Regions from separate parts of the Homo sapiens genome. Here region 2 is linked to region 1. The links are chromatin loops, found by intact Hi-C in ENCODE. Cell type or tissue: Calu3. All regions are shown on one strand. Links, peaks and the distances in the headings refer to the core of each region. The heading gives the core; the rest is flanking DNA.

What was found. Peaks named below come from ENCODE experiments on the same cell type or tissue, not always from the same donor. Only the 100,000 strongest peaks of a DNase experiment are listed, where the experiment ranks them.
Region 2: it touches region 1 in a loop (4-fold over the local background); 3 of 110 quality-filtered maps call a loop at or near these places.

The regions. Positions count from the first base shown.
Region 1 is chr1:97,271,309-97,279,913 of GRCh38, forward strand. The region is part of intron 18 of DPYD (dihydropyrimidine dehydrogenase); the gene reads right to left. The region is part of intron 2 of DPYD-AS1 (DPYD antisense RNA 1); the gene reads left to right. Among named protein-coding and RNA genes, the nearest start is that of DPYD-AS1, 180 kb to the left of the region's middle. In Calu3, for the core only: no CTCF peak of the experiment used is centred there; no DNase peak of the experiment used is centred there.
Region 2 is chr1:98,050,318-98,058,058 of GRCh38, forward strand. It overlaps LOC124900404 (a long non-coding RNA gene), which reads left to right and starts at 4,062. Exons shown (of 2, transcript XR_007066241.1): 1 at 4,062-4,186. RefSeq lists a silencer at 3,904-4,163. In Calu3, for the core only: a CTCF peak has its summit at 4,007 (motif pointing left); DNase peaks (open chromatin) are centred at 2,804, 3,354, 3,654 and 4,004.

The DNA.
Region 1 (8,605 bases), core at 2,638-5,137:
GTAGAGAATGGACAGAAGGGAGAGAAATAAAATAAAATCAGGAAGAAGTTAATTGCAGTATTCCCAGAGATAATCTTGTGGAATTAGACAAAAAGGACCAGCTCAGAAAAACTTTAAGCAAGTAGGTTCTTTGGGCTTTAGAGATCAATCAGATATGGCAATACTTATCAAAGCCTCACCTGTCCTCTTAGAAGAGGTAATGTGTACTGGAGGAAAAATTGTAATAAAGATCAAAGAGAGATTGCTATTTTAAATTCAACCTTTTTCAAGAAATCTGCATATTCTCCACATTCTGCCGATATTATATTTTGAAAACCCCATAAAAGCATGTTTTGCTAATGCAGATTAAAAGAAATTACTAGGGCATAAATATATAGATCATTTTCAATTTAGTCCCTACTCACTACTGTTTTGTACCTTACCACATCCTCAAATAGCTGCATTCTCCTTTCTCCCACTTGGTGAACTATTGAATCACAATATCCAAATGGAAGGACTTCCACACTTTGAATAATTGATCTCAAGCATGTTCCCTGATGATTTGACATTCACTCTGTTCTTCTCCCTGAAGTATATTTATATCAATAACTGCAGCTTCAGTTGCCCTTATATCACAGTGTTCCTTTTTAAGAGCAAACTGATACCGTAAGTAATTGCTAGCCTCTTTCTGAAAAATTTTATTCTTTCTGCAATTTGAACTTAGAGCAACAGACTTTGTCAAAGGCAAACCAGCACATTTTTCTCTTTTAAAAACACAAGTTTTGAACGCCTGTGAAAGGTCTCCATTCAATTTGACACTCAGCCAAGTCCTAGGAAAATAAAACTCACAGTCTTGTTTACTTTTTCTCTACTTTTTCTCCAACTTCCTCTATATTTTAAAACATATTTTCTGGCCTCATGAATAAAAACAAACAAAAATGTGGCAGAGAGCACAAGCATGAAAGTTAAATTTCAGAATGGGCTACATTTAGCTATTCTGTTGCTTCTAGTCTGACTCTTTATTTGCACAGCAATTAATCAGCTATGGTATGTCTTTTAACTGAGTAAACGATCATCAACCTCTCCTAAACATGTTAAGAAGTTCATTTCCGTCTGAATTGTCCTGACAAATACTAAAATAGATAACCTTAATAAGGCACTAATGAGATCATTATAACTAGTTTTGTCTGTATTTAAAGTACAGATTTAAGATCTTCATTAATGATTAACTACTGGAAAACTTTGTTCAATCCCTTGAGTTATTTTTAATCTCTATATACTATAATTACATATATTCAATCATAAAACTTTCCATGGTGCTGAACACAATTGAACTTTGAATAAGAACAAGTACGTTACACATCTTGGCTGTTTAAAAAGGTTAATCTTTAAGTAGATTAATGACATAGTGATCTTCACTCAGTTCAAGCTTTTTTTCTTTTTGACTGAGGAAAAGATACGTTACTACAAGCTATTTCATATCTTTCTGATGGAACTTACATGAATGACTGCTTTAGAATATTGAACAATCAGAACCCTGAACTTTCTATTATAAGGTGTCTCTGAGATCAGATAAGTAGGATGTGGCCTATCACTGGTCTTTATTTTCAGTTGTGCTAAAATGAAACAAGTGTGTTTTCTCCCGTCAGTTTCAGAGGAGAGTGGATATTAAATGTTAAATCACATTTAAGCTGAAGTCAATGTACAAAACTTTCAACCCTAAAGTTGCCTAAGGGAATCAGAAATAAGGGCATTTTACGGGTGTTACTATAAAATTAAAGAGGAGACAGAAATGTGGGATGTTTCCTTTCATTAAATGCCAAATAGTTATTTCAAACAACTTGTAGATGACTGTATTTTAATGTTATGACATACAATTTTCAAAATTAAATGTGTTTTAAGTCAAATTTGCTAATAGTATCCAGCAAAAAGATAAATTTTAGAAACATAATTCTCTAACTGTTCAGGCCTTTCAAAATATAGTTTGCCATGGGCCCAACAAGGCCAAGGGTGAAACGCAATATTTTCTGATCCTAAAATCTTTGCAAAAAAGGAATGCAGAAAATCAATGCAGAATTATATAAAATATGTTTGAGGCACAGACTAGCTCTTCATCTATACTCCAACTAAACTACTCCCTCTCACAAGATACCACTTTTTAATATAGTACAATTACCTCCATACTGACTGCAAAATGGCAGTTAAACCTTTAAAGTGTAAATCTTTGCTTTTGTGTGTTTACCTGTCATGGACTTTAAACAGTGTGGAGAGAGGACTAAGGAAGGTGGTAAGCTATTTATAAATTGGAAAGTCTTTTTGCATTTATCTAGGAATATAGACATTGTCAATATGTGATTGAATTACTGCACCAGTTTTCCTGGAGGATTTGTATGTTTATTGCTTTTTTGTAAGACATTTATCCAGCTCTCTCAATCCTGTTCTCTTTCTTGCATGAGTTCACACATATTAAAATGCAAGTGTCTTGCTTGTCTGATATGTCTTTTGCATTATTTGAAACCCTGAAGCCCCAATATTTCTTGATATCTGTACAATTCTGAAACAAAATTATTTAGTAATAATATTCCAGGGATAAGGCAATAATGAAATGTATATGCAACAAAAAGTTCACAAGCCATCATTTCAATTTTCCTCTTGAATTTTCAGGGTAAAGTTGAAGGAAACATTTACTTTTGAAGAAAGAACAAAACTCTAAATTATTATCATCACAGCCTGTGAATTATTCTTTGATGCCTATTGTGCTAAATAGGAGATTTTATACAACATAAAGTTAAGGCAATATTTACTTTAGCAGCTTACATTTTAAAGAATAAAAACGAGAAAATAAATATGAATTTGGATATATACATCTAAATTCAAGGAACCTAGAACATGATATGGTTTGTATATTTGTCCCCTCCAAATCTCAGGTTGAAATGTAATCCCCGCTGTCAGAGGTGGGGCCCAGTGGGTTATATTTGGGCCATGGGGGCAGATCTCTCATGAAGGGTGTGGTACCATCCCTGTGGTAATGCATGAGTTCTAGCAATCTATTATTTCACACCTGAGCCGCTTGTTTAAAAGAGCCTGGCATCTCTCTTGTGCCCTCTCTTGCCATGTGACACATCTGATCTGCTCTCCCTTTGTTTTCCCCGATGATCAGAAGCTTCCTGAGGTCCTCACTAGAAGCAGATGCCAGCACTATGCTTCTTGTAGAGTCTGCAGAACCTGGAAACAATTAAACCTCTTTTCTTTATAAATTACCCAGCCTTGGGTATTCCTTTATAGCAAGGCGAAATGGACTAATACAAAATAATATGAACCAAAGTACAAATACTCATTCATGATGATAAAGCAGAAACCAGCATTTACTATTAGGTTGGTGCAAATGTAACTGCAGTTTCTGCCATTACTTTCAATGGCAAAACGCGCAATTACTTTTGCACCAACATAATATGTTCTATTACACAGGAAGTTGCTCCAGGTTGTCAAAAAGTGATCAGTGCTGGTTGGTAACCATTGTATCCTAGTGTGTGGGTCTAGGGATCAGTTATATGCCAGGCAAGTCTCTGATCCCCTGAAGTTCACAGATAAGAAATTATATGTAGAATATGATATAAACACGAGAGAGATGCACAGGATGCATAAGATGCATGGAATCAGGGGTAAGGGCTTCTAAAGTAGTTTGGGGAGTGTAAGGAAAATATTGGACTGAGAAGCTGGTTCTAAGGGTAGAAATGCCTCTGTGTCTAAGGTAGCAGTATGCTTGTAGGTACCATAGGTATAGAAGCAAGAGCAACCTTGGCATTAGGTAAAAGTGTGAGTAGCTCAGTATGGTTGATTATGGCCTGGGGCAGTGGCAGGGGATGGCAACAGAAAAGGCTGGAGATGTAAGCTGGGACAAAATCATCCAGAGCATGGAATACCATGACTAGGTAACTTTTATCCTGGAATCATATTCTTTCTTCAAGTTTTAGTTAAAATGTTATCTCTCCCACAAAGTCTTCCCTGATCCTTCCAGTAAGAAGTGATCACTCCCCCATGGAGCTCCTACAGATCTTTGTTTGAATTGCTCCTTTGACAGGTACCAAATTTTCTACTGCAATAGGTAATGGAGTGAAAAGTATAAGAATCTAGGATTCAGAGGGCAAGAGGTTCTACTCCCAATTTTGTCACTTTGCAGTGGTCTATTTGCCTTTGGGCAGATCTGTTCACCTTATTTTCCTTTACCTGTAAACTCTGCGTAATAGTAGTTACAAACATTTGTCATTCAGGGTTATTATGAGTATGTGAAAGTGGCTTTAGAAATTTTGAAATTTCTAAAAATTGAGGTGTTTGAATATATGTCATCTATTTCCTATAAGAATGCACACACCTTAAAGGGAGCAAGATTTAGATTCTAGAAGAGGTGGATAATAGTTTGCCAATTATTTATAAGCCTAAAACCTTGAAGATTAATTTATCTCAATCCTTCCTCTTTCCAGGAAATCTTCCTTCAGTTCTTTTCCATGATAAGTCAGCTTCCTGTTAGCTTCCTCTCTCCTTGAGGCATAGACATGTGCATAGCTATCTCACTGCACATGGCTTATCATGCCTTCTCCTGATCTTCTTCCTCTCAGCTTCTTTTGCTGGATCTTCTTACTCTTCCTGTTCATAAAATGCTAAAATAGCCATTGGACCTCTTTTTTTTCTTTATCTGTATGCATTTCTTAGTTTATCTCAACAGGTTCCACAACTTTTTATAACATGTTTATGGCATGAAGGTTCAATTTATGTATTCAGTTCTTTCTTCTCCTTGAACTTCAGGGTCAAATATCTAACTAGTTAATCTATATCTTCATTTGGATGTCTGATAAGATGTCTTAAGTTCAACATATCCAAAAAGAACTATTCTTTCCCAAGGCTGATGTCCAGAATGGTGTTTCCTAGGTTTTCTTCTAGGACTCTTAATGGTCTTATATTTAAATCTTATGACTAAGTTCTCAAAAGCAATTGCAACAACAACAAAAATTGACAAGTGTGACCTAAGTAAACTAAATAGCTTCAGCACAGCAAAAGAAATTACCAACAGCTTAAACAGAGAGCCTACAGAATGGGAGGAAATATTTGCAAACTATGCGTCCAACAAAAGTCTAATATCCAGAATCTATAAGAAACTTAAACAAGTCAACCAGCAAAACATAAATAACTCCATTAAAAAGCTGGCAAAAGACATGAACAGGCACTTCTCAAAAGAAGACATACAAGTGGGCAACAATGAAAAAATGAAAAAATGTTCAACATCATTAATCACCAGAGAAATGAAAATCAAAACCACAAAGGGTTACCATCTCACACCAGTCAGAATGGCTATTAAGAAGTCAACAAATGTGACACAGCAAGACTCTGTCTCAAAAAAAAAAAAAAAAAAGTCAACAAACAACAGATACTGGTGAGGTTGTGGAGAAAAGGGAATGCTTATACACTGTTGGTGAGAATGTAAATTAGTTCAGCCACTGTGGAAAGCAGTTTGGAGATTTCTCAAAGAACTTAAAACAGAACCAGCATTTAATGCAGCAATCTCATTACTGGGTATATATCCAAAGGGAAATAAATTGTTCTACCAAAAAGACACATGTGCTTGTATGTTCATCACAGCACTATTCACCATAGCAAAGACACGGAAACAACCCAGGTGCCCATCAATGGTGAACTGAATAAAGAAAATCTGGTACATACACACCATGGAATACTATGCAGCCATAAAAAAGAATAAGATCATGTCTTTTGAAGCAACCTGGATGCATCTGGAGGCCATTATCCTAAGTGAATTAACGCAGGAACAGAAAACCAAATACTGTATATTCTCGTTTATAAGTGGGAGCTAAACACTGGGTATACATGGACATATAGATGGGAACAACAGACACTTGGGACTACCAGAGAAAGGGAGGAAGGAAAGGAGGTAAGGGTTGAAAAACAACTCACTGGGTACTAAGCTCACTACCTGGGTGACAGGATCATTCATATCCCAAACCCCAGCATCACACAAATTACCCATGTAACAGACCTGCACGTGTACCCTTGAATCTAAAATGAGAGTTGAAATTAAAAAAAAAAAGAGAACACAAAAAACACAAAACAAACAAATAAACAAACAAACAAAATGCCCCTCAAATCAGAAATGAACTATTGATCCTCCTCCCTTACTCTTTTGCCATAAAGCTGTTCTCCAGAGTTTACTTAAAATGGCACTACTGTTTGTTCACATGCTCAGCCCAAACTATTTGAAGTTATTTATAATTCCCTTTCCTCTTGTATCACACATTCAACCCATCAGTTAATCCCATTGACCTTCTCTAAAACATATTCTGAACACAACATTCTCCCTCCTCCAATTCCTCCATTGCTACTACACTGGTCTAAACCACAACTGTCTCTTGCTTAGATTCCTGAATTAGCTTTAAAAATAATTGCCCTGTCCCCATTCTTATGCTGTATAGTCTGTCTGCTACACAACAGCCATGGTGCCCATTTATTTAGAAATTGAAATTAGATCATATAACTACCTTAACAATTAGAATAAATCCCAAAATCCATGCAGGGCCTACATGATCTCTGGTTAGTCCTCCAATCTCATTGTCAACTATTCACTCTCCTATTCAACTTACTTCACACCATGCATCCTTATTGCTGTTTCTGAGCATTCTACTATATTTAGCCCTTTGTCTTTGGGATTTCTGATCTATTTATTTAGTTTGTGATTGCCTAGTTCACCTTATGTGACTAACTCTGACTAATGTGCCAGTGTTAAGTGTTTACTGTCAATTCATCTCATGACTCAGTCTGTTCCAGGAAATGCAAAGATTAAAAAGAATTTCTCTTGATTGCAGCTTAATATTTTCCTTATTCTAAAATGTTTCTTTCTGTCTTGAGCAATACCTAACTACTAGTAACTACCAGAAATGTTAGTGAAAGTTTGCCTACTCAGGGGCTTCATCTCATAAGAAAGTACCAGAAAAGCCAAAAGTAATGCGCCAGTCTATAACAAATCTGTGTTTTTGATAATCTAATTTTTAAAAGTTACATTTACTTTCTGACTGCCCCTTATCACATTACAGTTCAGGGCAGAACAACCAGAAACTACAGAAAGTAAATGGACAGGGAAAGAGATGTGCCATTGTTGTTGATAATGTGCCGGCACATGACTAAGCTGTGATAGTTCAATGTTTCTTAATGTTCTTAACTCAATGCCTAGATTTAAAAAGTCACAGATCAGAGCTGCAATTATGCCAAATACCTGGTGGTTTTATTAAACCCCCAAACAGATTTCCTGTTGTTGCTCCCCTCTAAAAGTTTCAAAATATGCAGAGAAAAATGAGGACAGCCAAATGAGGATAATCTGATGTGTACAGTTGAAAATAAAGCATCATTTAGGAAGAAACAAAGTTTTCTGTTATGTAGTAATGATGCAAAGGGCTAGAGAAATCTATAACCCTGAATTCTGACAGTGCAGATAATAATCTGTTTTTCTTGCACAATGAAATTTACTATCAGTGTATGAATTTTAACTGTGTGTAGATATATATGCACACTCTAACACATATATACATAAATATATATTACACTCTTACTAAGACAATGGTATTTCGTAAAAATTTTTTTTTTCCCACAGCTCTTTGCAGACACTAAACTTGAGCTTCTGAATGGCAGAAATTGACTTTTAAAATATATGACTTCTTAAAAAAATTCAACTTTGATTCTAGATTCAGGTGACGGACATGCAGATTTGTTCCATGAGTATATTGCATGATGCTGAAGTCTGTGATATGAATGATCCTGTCACCCAGGTAGTGAGCATAGTGGTGAATCTGTAAGACATTAGATTCTGATATTACAATTTCCAAGGGATTGTTTTTGAAATTACATTAAGCATACCCCATACTTTGTTTAAACATGGCAGATTCCCCACACATATATGAGAAGTTTTGGAAGATGAAAAGCAGATTGTAAAATGATAACTGACTTAGTAGAAAAAAAAGAACATTCAACATGTAGAACTCCCAAAAAGGCAGCTAAAGACAGGGTACTGGAGAGCACAGTTCAAGCAGGGAGGCACAGTGGGTGAAATGTGAAGACTGTCTGAAGATGGTATATAGAGCCAATTGGACCCCAGTTTCCATCACAACCCTGTGCAATCAGGTTTCTAGTGGTCCACTGGAGACAGAGATTTGTTTGTTTGTTTGTTTGTTTGTTTGTTTACTTGAGATGGAGTCTGGCTCTGTAACTCAGGCTGGAGTGCAGTGGTGCGATCTTGGGTCACCGCAACCTCCGCCTCCGGAGTTCGAGCGATTCTCCTGCCTCAGCCTCCGAGTAGCTGGGACAACAGGTGTGCATGACCATGCCTGGCTAATTTTTGTATTTTTAGTAGAGATGGGGTTTCACCATGTTGGCCAAGCTGGTCTCAAACTCCTCACCTTAGGTGATCCGCCCACCTCAGCCTCCCAAGGTGTTAGGATTACAGGCGTGAGACAGAAATTTATTTTTATAGAAGTGTACTAGAGATACTCCAGATATCAAAACTAGTGGAAGGCTGTAATTGAGACAGGAAACTGAAAGCAAGGAAATGAAATGAAAGTCTGCATATTGA
Region 2 (7,741 bases), core at 2,713-5,212, 780 kb after region 1:
AAACTCAGTCCAGTTAATCCCACCAGGATTGATTCAAGGTTGTTTAATGCCAGGTACCCTTTTGACTTCTTAAAACCAGGATGCCTTTTGGGGAAGGCATTTTGTATCATTTAAAATTGACATAATGAACATTAAGTATGATTGCAGTGAGGAGATGAGAAGAGTTTTCCTTTCTAATTCTGTAATTACTCTCTCTAGCCAAAACCCCTTTTGGTCTGTTTCCAGTCTTCCCAGATCAGTTGATGGGGAAATATAGGGATGGGGGAGGGAGTGGAAATACCGAGAAGGAGGGAAAGAGAGTGTGGATTATCGATAGCCAATAAATTCTATTCCACTTGTAATAGAAAAATATATAGCAATAAAAGAGATAACTCACTAATTGTTGATCGTGATTTTAAGTTTAAACCAGTTTTAAAAAATAATGTTTGATACATGGAAAGAAGACATATTGCAAACAATGGGATGACTGCCCCCCACCCATTTATAGTTATAGGTTTAAAAAATATTGAAATAGGGTTTATTATCTAGATATGTGACTATCTTTTATTAAATATATCTCAAAATTCCATATTTCCTCTGATTTTTGTCATCCATTTGAACACTGAAAACTATGGTCACTTTGATTCTGCTGTCTTTTCTTTGGTAACATACATTACATAAATTCTGTAGTAAACAATTAGTGTTCAGGAAAATTCTAAAGATGAATGTGTCTCCTAAAACTTTGATAATCTCTTTAAGGAAAAAAAAACCTAACAGTTATGAATTAAATTAGTCTAAAAATATAGCTTGAAGACAAATCAAACAATTTACCTGATCTTTTGTTTCAATATACATTAATTAAGCACTCTTTCCAACCTACACAACATTCCAGGGTCATAGTCAGATATTCAAGTCTAATAGTTCAGCAGCCTTTGTTGTCATTCGTGTCAAGCTATTGCCCCCTGCAGGTTAGGCTGAAAGTGCAGGCAGAATTTGGCCAAGTCCTCAGGAAATTGATGGTACACAAGTTACTCAGTCTCTCCCAATATTTAACTAGAGTCAACTTTTTAAGTTTGCTTTCATTATGGTTTAAACTATTTATTTACAGATAGGTAGTACATTAAGAAAAATGCTCTTTAAAGATGTGACTTCAGTTTTTCTTCTGAGAATTTAGCTGCATTGAGTAAACCATCCACTTTGTTGTGATACAAGGAGCATTTTGACACATTTAGTATAGTTTTCTTCATCTTCCCTTATCCTTATTCCATAAGATCCAGCAAAATTAAAAAAAAAACATATGTAACAGGATTGGAATTATGAATTCTCATAATAAATATATAGCCCTGGGCAATTTGATATCAGTATGCTTTTGGTAGACTCAATGAAGTGTGTGCAAATCAAACCATTTCAGATTCTCCCTGCTCCTGATATGATGAGGTCAATTACACCATTTATCTTGATTATAAAATTAAACATTATTTCAACCTCCATATTCCTGCTATACTATCATCCTTTCCCACAATCAACTTTTCCAAATAGGGCACCTTGCCAAGATGAAATAAATTTATAATTGACAGAATAGAAATTAAATTACATCAACTCTTTCACAATATTAGAAAGTGGAGCAAGTTTATAGAAACGACTTCAGAAGGTTTATGGAAAGATTCTTTTATTCTTTGGAAGTCAACGATGTGGCTATTCACACTGAGTTGTAAAGAAACCAGCAATGGTATTTCCCTATTACATAAATATTCATCTCATTGAGCAGTGGGATATCATTATGTGAAATATAATCAATTCTAACACCAAATTAGCAATCAATAAGAATCTTACCTAGTCAAATTATAGTATTATTTCAACATTGTATGAAAGTAGCTAGAAACATGAACCGCACTTTGTTTTTTTAAAGCTATTATGAAATGCTCAATAAAGACTTAAAGTTTACTGGCAAAACTTGGGTCTTTTTTGGAGGATTTTTTGTTACCCTAACTACTGATATGTTTTCTGGATCCTCCAGAATGGACATATGGGATAGGAACTGAGGATAACTGTGTCATATTTTAAACAATATTAAAAACACAACAAGCCAACACAAACTAAAAATAACCTGAATACTTATCTCTGTTTTATTACATTTTCAAAGCTTGTTAAATTTCAAGAGGACACTACATCTATACATTAAGAGCTTTGCATCTACAGTTCATTAACACTCCTGCTCCAAGTAAAGAGGGGATTTGGACTAGGTTGTGAGACTATTAATTGCACAAATATGTTGTAGTCAGAGCAGTGACTGGTTGCCTGCAGCAGCCATTTCTAGTTGTCTTTGAGTATGCGTCTTTTTTTTAAAAAAGTCATCTCCTCTTCAAAGTCATATCTCACATATATATGATTATACTTGATTGTGTGTACTGAAGCACATTGCTATTGAGTCAGAAATTTTCAAGTATCTTGATTCAAATGACTGTCAAATACCTAAGAACAGAGTTGCTTTTAATTAGCATGCAGAAAAGAGAGATGATATTTGACCTGTGAGTCTTAATCAAGGGGAATATTTTTAAGTTCTCCCATAAACGATGTAGCAGATTGCTTGCAAGTGCCTTGAAAAACATAGTCCTACTTCTCCTCCTACTATCATTACTATTGTTCTAACAATTTCTAAAGGATCAGAACAGAGTTCTAGAAACCCTGTAATGCTGTTATTGCCCGGAATCCTGGGTTATTAAACATTCTTATCCGCAGAAGCAAAGGACCATCCAATCCTATTCATATGCATCCTATGACTCAACTCAGTTTCCACTTGGCGGGCTGTGTGTGTGTGTGTGTGTGTGTGTGTGTGTGTGTGAGAGAGAGAGAGAGAGAGAGAGACAGTGAGAGAGAGAGAGAGTGAGAGAGAGAGAGAGAGTTCATCCTGAAAGCGCTTATGTTTCCAGAGGTTTTCAAATGCAAATGGAGTGGGAGTGGTGGTGGCCGTGATGGAGCGTACTGTGTGGGTGTAGGGGGATTTGGGGAGAGGGTGTCGTGGGCAGTAAGTTTAAACAAATTCAAGGCCATTACTACCACTGCAGACCAAAATAACTTAGGTCTGAGAGACCCCCTTAGAAAGATACAATGCCTTCCTCATCTAAAGGGAGCTAATACCAGAGTGATCTCGGCGCTCGCGCAGTTTTGAGAGAGGGTCCCGAAAACCGCCGGAGGCCAGGTGTCGCGGACGGGCCCCGGGCTAAACTCTCGTCTGGCGAAGTGAAGAGCGCAAAGTCTCCAGGCCCAGCGCGCCTTCGCGGGGCAGGCCGGACACCCTAGCCCCGGGCCGGGCTCGCTCTTCTCTGAAGCCCTGGAGCGGGCAAGGGGCACCATTCTGGCCACAGGAACTCTAGTTTCAGCAGCCGCAGCCCGCCAGCGCTGGCTCGGACCGGGGCCTCCTCTGGGAGAGTAGGAGAGCGAAAAAATCAACCACCACCTTGGATTTCAGATCGAGGAAAGGAAGCCAAAGCAAAGGTGTGGTTACACAGGACATCCATAGACAAATCGTTGCCTCTCTAAGTGGGCCTGAGCTTTGCGGCTCCAGAAGCGCGAGGCGCGGTTGGTGCGGACGCGGGGGCGTGGGAGTCATCGCTCTCCCCGCAGCCCTGGCCGAGCTCTCTGCTGTCCTCCCGAGTTTGGGCCAGAGACCACGGCTCACTCCCTAACGCCCTCGCAAGGACGGCTGCCCGTCGGGCCAAGGGCGCCCCGGGCTGGAGGCCGGAGCAAGACGGCCCCGCGGGACTCGGGAGCCTTGGTAAGGCGGAGGCTCAGACCCCGTTCACGAAAACGCCTGGCTCCTCCAGGATTTGTCAGGTCTTAAGCAGCTCCGAGAAGGCTCCGCTGGCTCTTGGGGAACCCCGCTGTGCGGCTCACCCCCGTTTGTCTCTCTCAAGCTCTCGCCCTCCTCCCCTGGTCCTCCCTTCTCCAGATCCCCTGCCCTGCCCGAGGTCCGGGCCGCGCGGGCTGAGCCCAATACGCCCGGAGAAGAGCGCCGGAGCCCCCTGCTGGCCGGACGCGGCAGGCGCGGCGGCCCGCTCGGTCCCCTCCGCCCCGCGGGCTCTGCCCAGCCCGGACCCGCCTCCACCCTCCAGTGCCCTGGCGCTGGGGGCGTGCTAAAAGCAACAGAAAACAAAACAAAAACAAACAAAGCGCCAAACCCCACTCTCACCTCTTCTACTGGTCAAAGGTAAGTGTGAGTTCAGCCTCTCCCTCGTGCGTCTCTGACCCTTCTCTGGTTCTCTGGGCTGAGGTCTGAAGGAGCCAAAAGGGGCCCCCCTGAAAAAGAAATTATGGCCGCTTTTTAGAATATGTTTTCCAAGCATCAAAATCTCTCTCTCTCTCTCTCTCACACACACACATATATATACACACACACACGCACACACTTCAAACCCACACTTGCCAGTCTGGAAGAGCACTACCGATGTGCATGTTTCTGGAAGCATTTCCTTAGCTATTGGAGGAAATGTTTACTAATATTTCAGGTTGTAGACACCAATAATTATTCTGTGAATTGGGGAGAGGGAGGGTAAAGGAAGACAGATTCCTCTTAATTTAACCCTTCCTCCCGTATCTGAGTGTGAATCCTACTTTCAGTCCCAAGTCCTAGCATGGGCCGAAAAGTTTTCATTCTTATACTGAGGAGGAGAGAGAGAGAGTTATCCATTTCTGCGAGGTTTCCTGTGTTCCCACCCCTCACTATGGAACTGGGGAAGTGATTGTTTTGTTTATCTAGACAATTCATGACTTAGTTTTGTATGGCGTTTTGAAACTAGTTTAACCTTGAAATAGGCTATATGCTTTGAGTGGTACAGTGAAATAGGCTGTGTGCTTCTCTGTTCTCAGGAAAAGGTTGTTAGAAATCACAATGTTTCTTTCTATTCAGGCAGCCTTGAGTTAGAGATGGGCATAGTATGCTATGATTATTGTGACTTTTAGTAAAGTCTGTTGCCTCTGGATGTTTACTGTCTTTGGAGAATGATAGTTTTTTAAGAAAAAAATTCAAAAGCTTAGGCAAAAAATAAGTATAGATAGGTCTAGTAAGTGATCAGTACTATTAATATTTGCTTCTACTTTCTTCACACACTCTTCTGGGGAAAGAAGCCAAAGGACTTTTTTTTTACTGTCCCCGGAATTAGTTTGTTCTATCTAGGCAGGATCCACGAGACAATCTTTTAAAATGGCGTCTGTTTTCTTATTTGGTATTTTCAGGTGGATGGCAGAATCTTTGAACTGCTAATAAGTAAGGGGATGGGGCTGAAATGAAGAGGGATCTGGTATCTTTCCTCTGTGTTCATCAATCCAGGAGATCTGAACAGGTCGTAAAGAGTTGCAGCTCCTCCTGAGGATAAAATCGCAATTATAACAATAAAAACTAACATGTGTTGAGTGCTTATTCGTTGCCAGGTGCTGTGTTGCAACCTTTATCGTCATTTTCTCATTTAATTTCCACTGCAATCCTGTGGATTAGGTACTACGATAGTTTCTCATTTTACAGAGAAGGAAAGTAAGGATTGGGAAGATTTATTTACTTGACCAAGGTTATAACAGTTGGTAAGCAGAAGAGCAAGGATCTGAAAGCAGGCAGTAAAAGAGATATCTTGAGAACTCAGGTTTATTGTATTGGATTCAGACTGGTAGTAACTAAGCTAATATTTCAGGTCTCAGTCTTGTTTTTCATAAAGAAAAGAAGAAAATATTTTCTTTTCCTGAAATGAAAGCATTTGATCAAAGGGAGATATTTGCTTTTTAAAATGTTTGTTATGAACTCCCTACCCCCATTTCGCAGATGAGAAAACTGAGAGAATGAATCCATTTAGCTACCATAGCAAAGTGCATAGCCAGGCCTTAAAACCAGAGTTGCAGATCCAGGTTCTATATCCATTCCAGTTAACCATACTGCTGAAACACAAAAAGATCCTTGGTTTTTCTGAAAATGCTAAGCAGTAGATCATTAACAGCCCGAATCCCATATTTCTCAGTGAGGAAGCTTTCTTTCACCTTAATTGTGAATACCTTTTTATACTGAAAGGATGCAAATGTGGAAATAGGGCTATTCTCAGTGGTGAATTAAATGACAAAAATGGCAAAAGACTAAAATAACTACATCAGCTTTGCTTGAAAAGCAGTTAAAGCAGTTAAAAAGATATCTGAAAGGCTCGTCTCAGTACCAATTTAGTCTTCTCCACCCCCCAAGACCCATCCTACCCTACTCCAGGAAAGCCATTCCACATTACATTTATTTCTGCTAGCTTTTGTTCACAAAGGAGTTTAACACTAACAAGATTTTGGTGCTTTTCATCTCCATTCATATATTTCTTCTTTGCAACGGTGAATGGTTACAGTAAAAATGTCAAAACAAACCTCTGGAATGAACACTTTAACAGAAAAAAATATATACAATATTAATTGACCAAAGATTTTTGACTGGCATTCACATTTTAAGACACACTTATGATGTACTGAAGTAAATTGTGGAAATTGATTTACCCTTTATGTTAAAGGTAGTTCAGGTCCAGAATATGTTTCAAAAAACGATTTTAGGGTTCCTCCATTTTCAGTAAGGCTCAAAGTATCAGAGAAAACCAGATGAACTGCCTTAAGTCACTGATTGGGCTGCAGCCCATGTCTTAGCTTTCTGGGTCATTTGTGTGCAAATTATTTGGCCACATGGCCTCCTGTCATGCTGGGGATCTGCGATTTTTCCAAAGGTTTAATTTACTTAAATATGATTGTTATTGTCAAGTTGGGATTTTTTTTTCTTCTCACCTCTCATTAAAACCCTTAGTATCAATATCAGTTTTGAACTATTATGTTATATAATGAAGCTTGCTTGTCTGTGTGAATTTATACCATAAATGCGTTCACAGATTTTTAGACCCGAAGAAGGGCTTTTTGAAATGATCTAGTCTAACCCTGTTATTTTACTGATGAATAAGTTGATGTCCTGAGAGGTAATACAGAATTCTCAAGGTCACCCATCTAGTAAGAGGAAGAATGGGAACTGGAACCCAGATTTTCTGTATTCAAGCTCTAAGACCCATGCATTCTCACAGCATCACGTCCCTACTTCTTTCATTGTGAGAGATTCAGTCACTCATTCAACAACTAGTTATTGTCATGAACTTGGCAACTGTTCTAGGCATTAGGAATTCAACAGAGGGAAAAATAAAACAATCCTGAAAAAAGGCCTTCATTTGTTGAAACATATTCTGGTGGTGGAGTGGGACAGAATCAAATGGCAGTCTTAACAGTGGCTATAAAGACATTTTATAAAGACATTTTTCTTAAAAATTACCTTTAATAGGTTATAAAATTCAAAGCAGACAAAAATATGCTGATATTCTTCTGCTTTTTCTGTTAAAGAAATTTGAGGAACTTATAATGAAACCAAGTAATGAATCACTAAATAATGAAATCGCCAAATAATGAAATCACCAACTGGAAATTAGAAGTAAATGGTCATAGCAAACCCTAACCAGGTAAGTAGAGCCCTCTCAGATGATCCATCCATGGACCAAGGAAGACTGTTTCCCAGAGTCTTCACAGGGTCTTTCTGTGAATTGGGGATTAAATGCCTTTGAGAAAACATAGACTTGTACAGGAGCTGGGATAAAGATATAAAAAAGAGATCGAAGAGGAAATTATTTAACAAGATGTTTGACATATTTTCAAATGTATATTAGACTGTCCTAGCAGATGAACCAAAGAGCAAGAGAGCACTATCTTGAGTTTAAGGCAG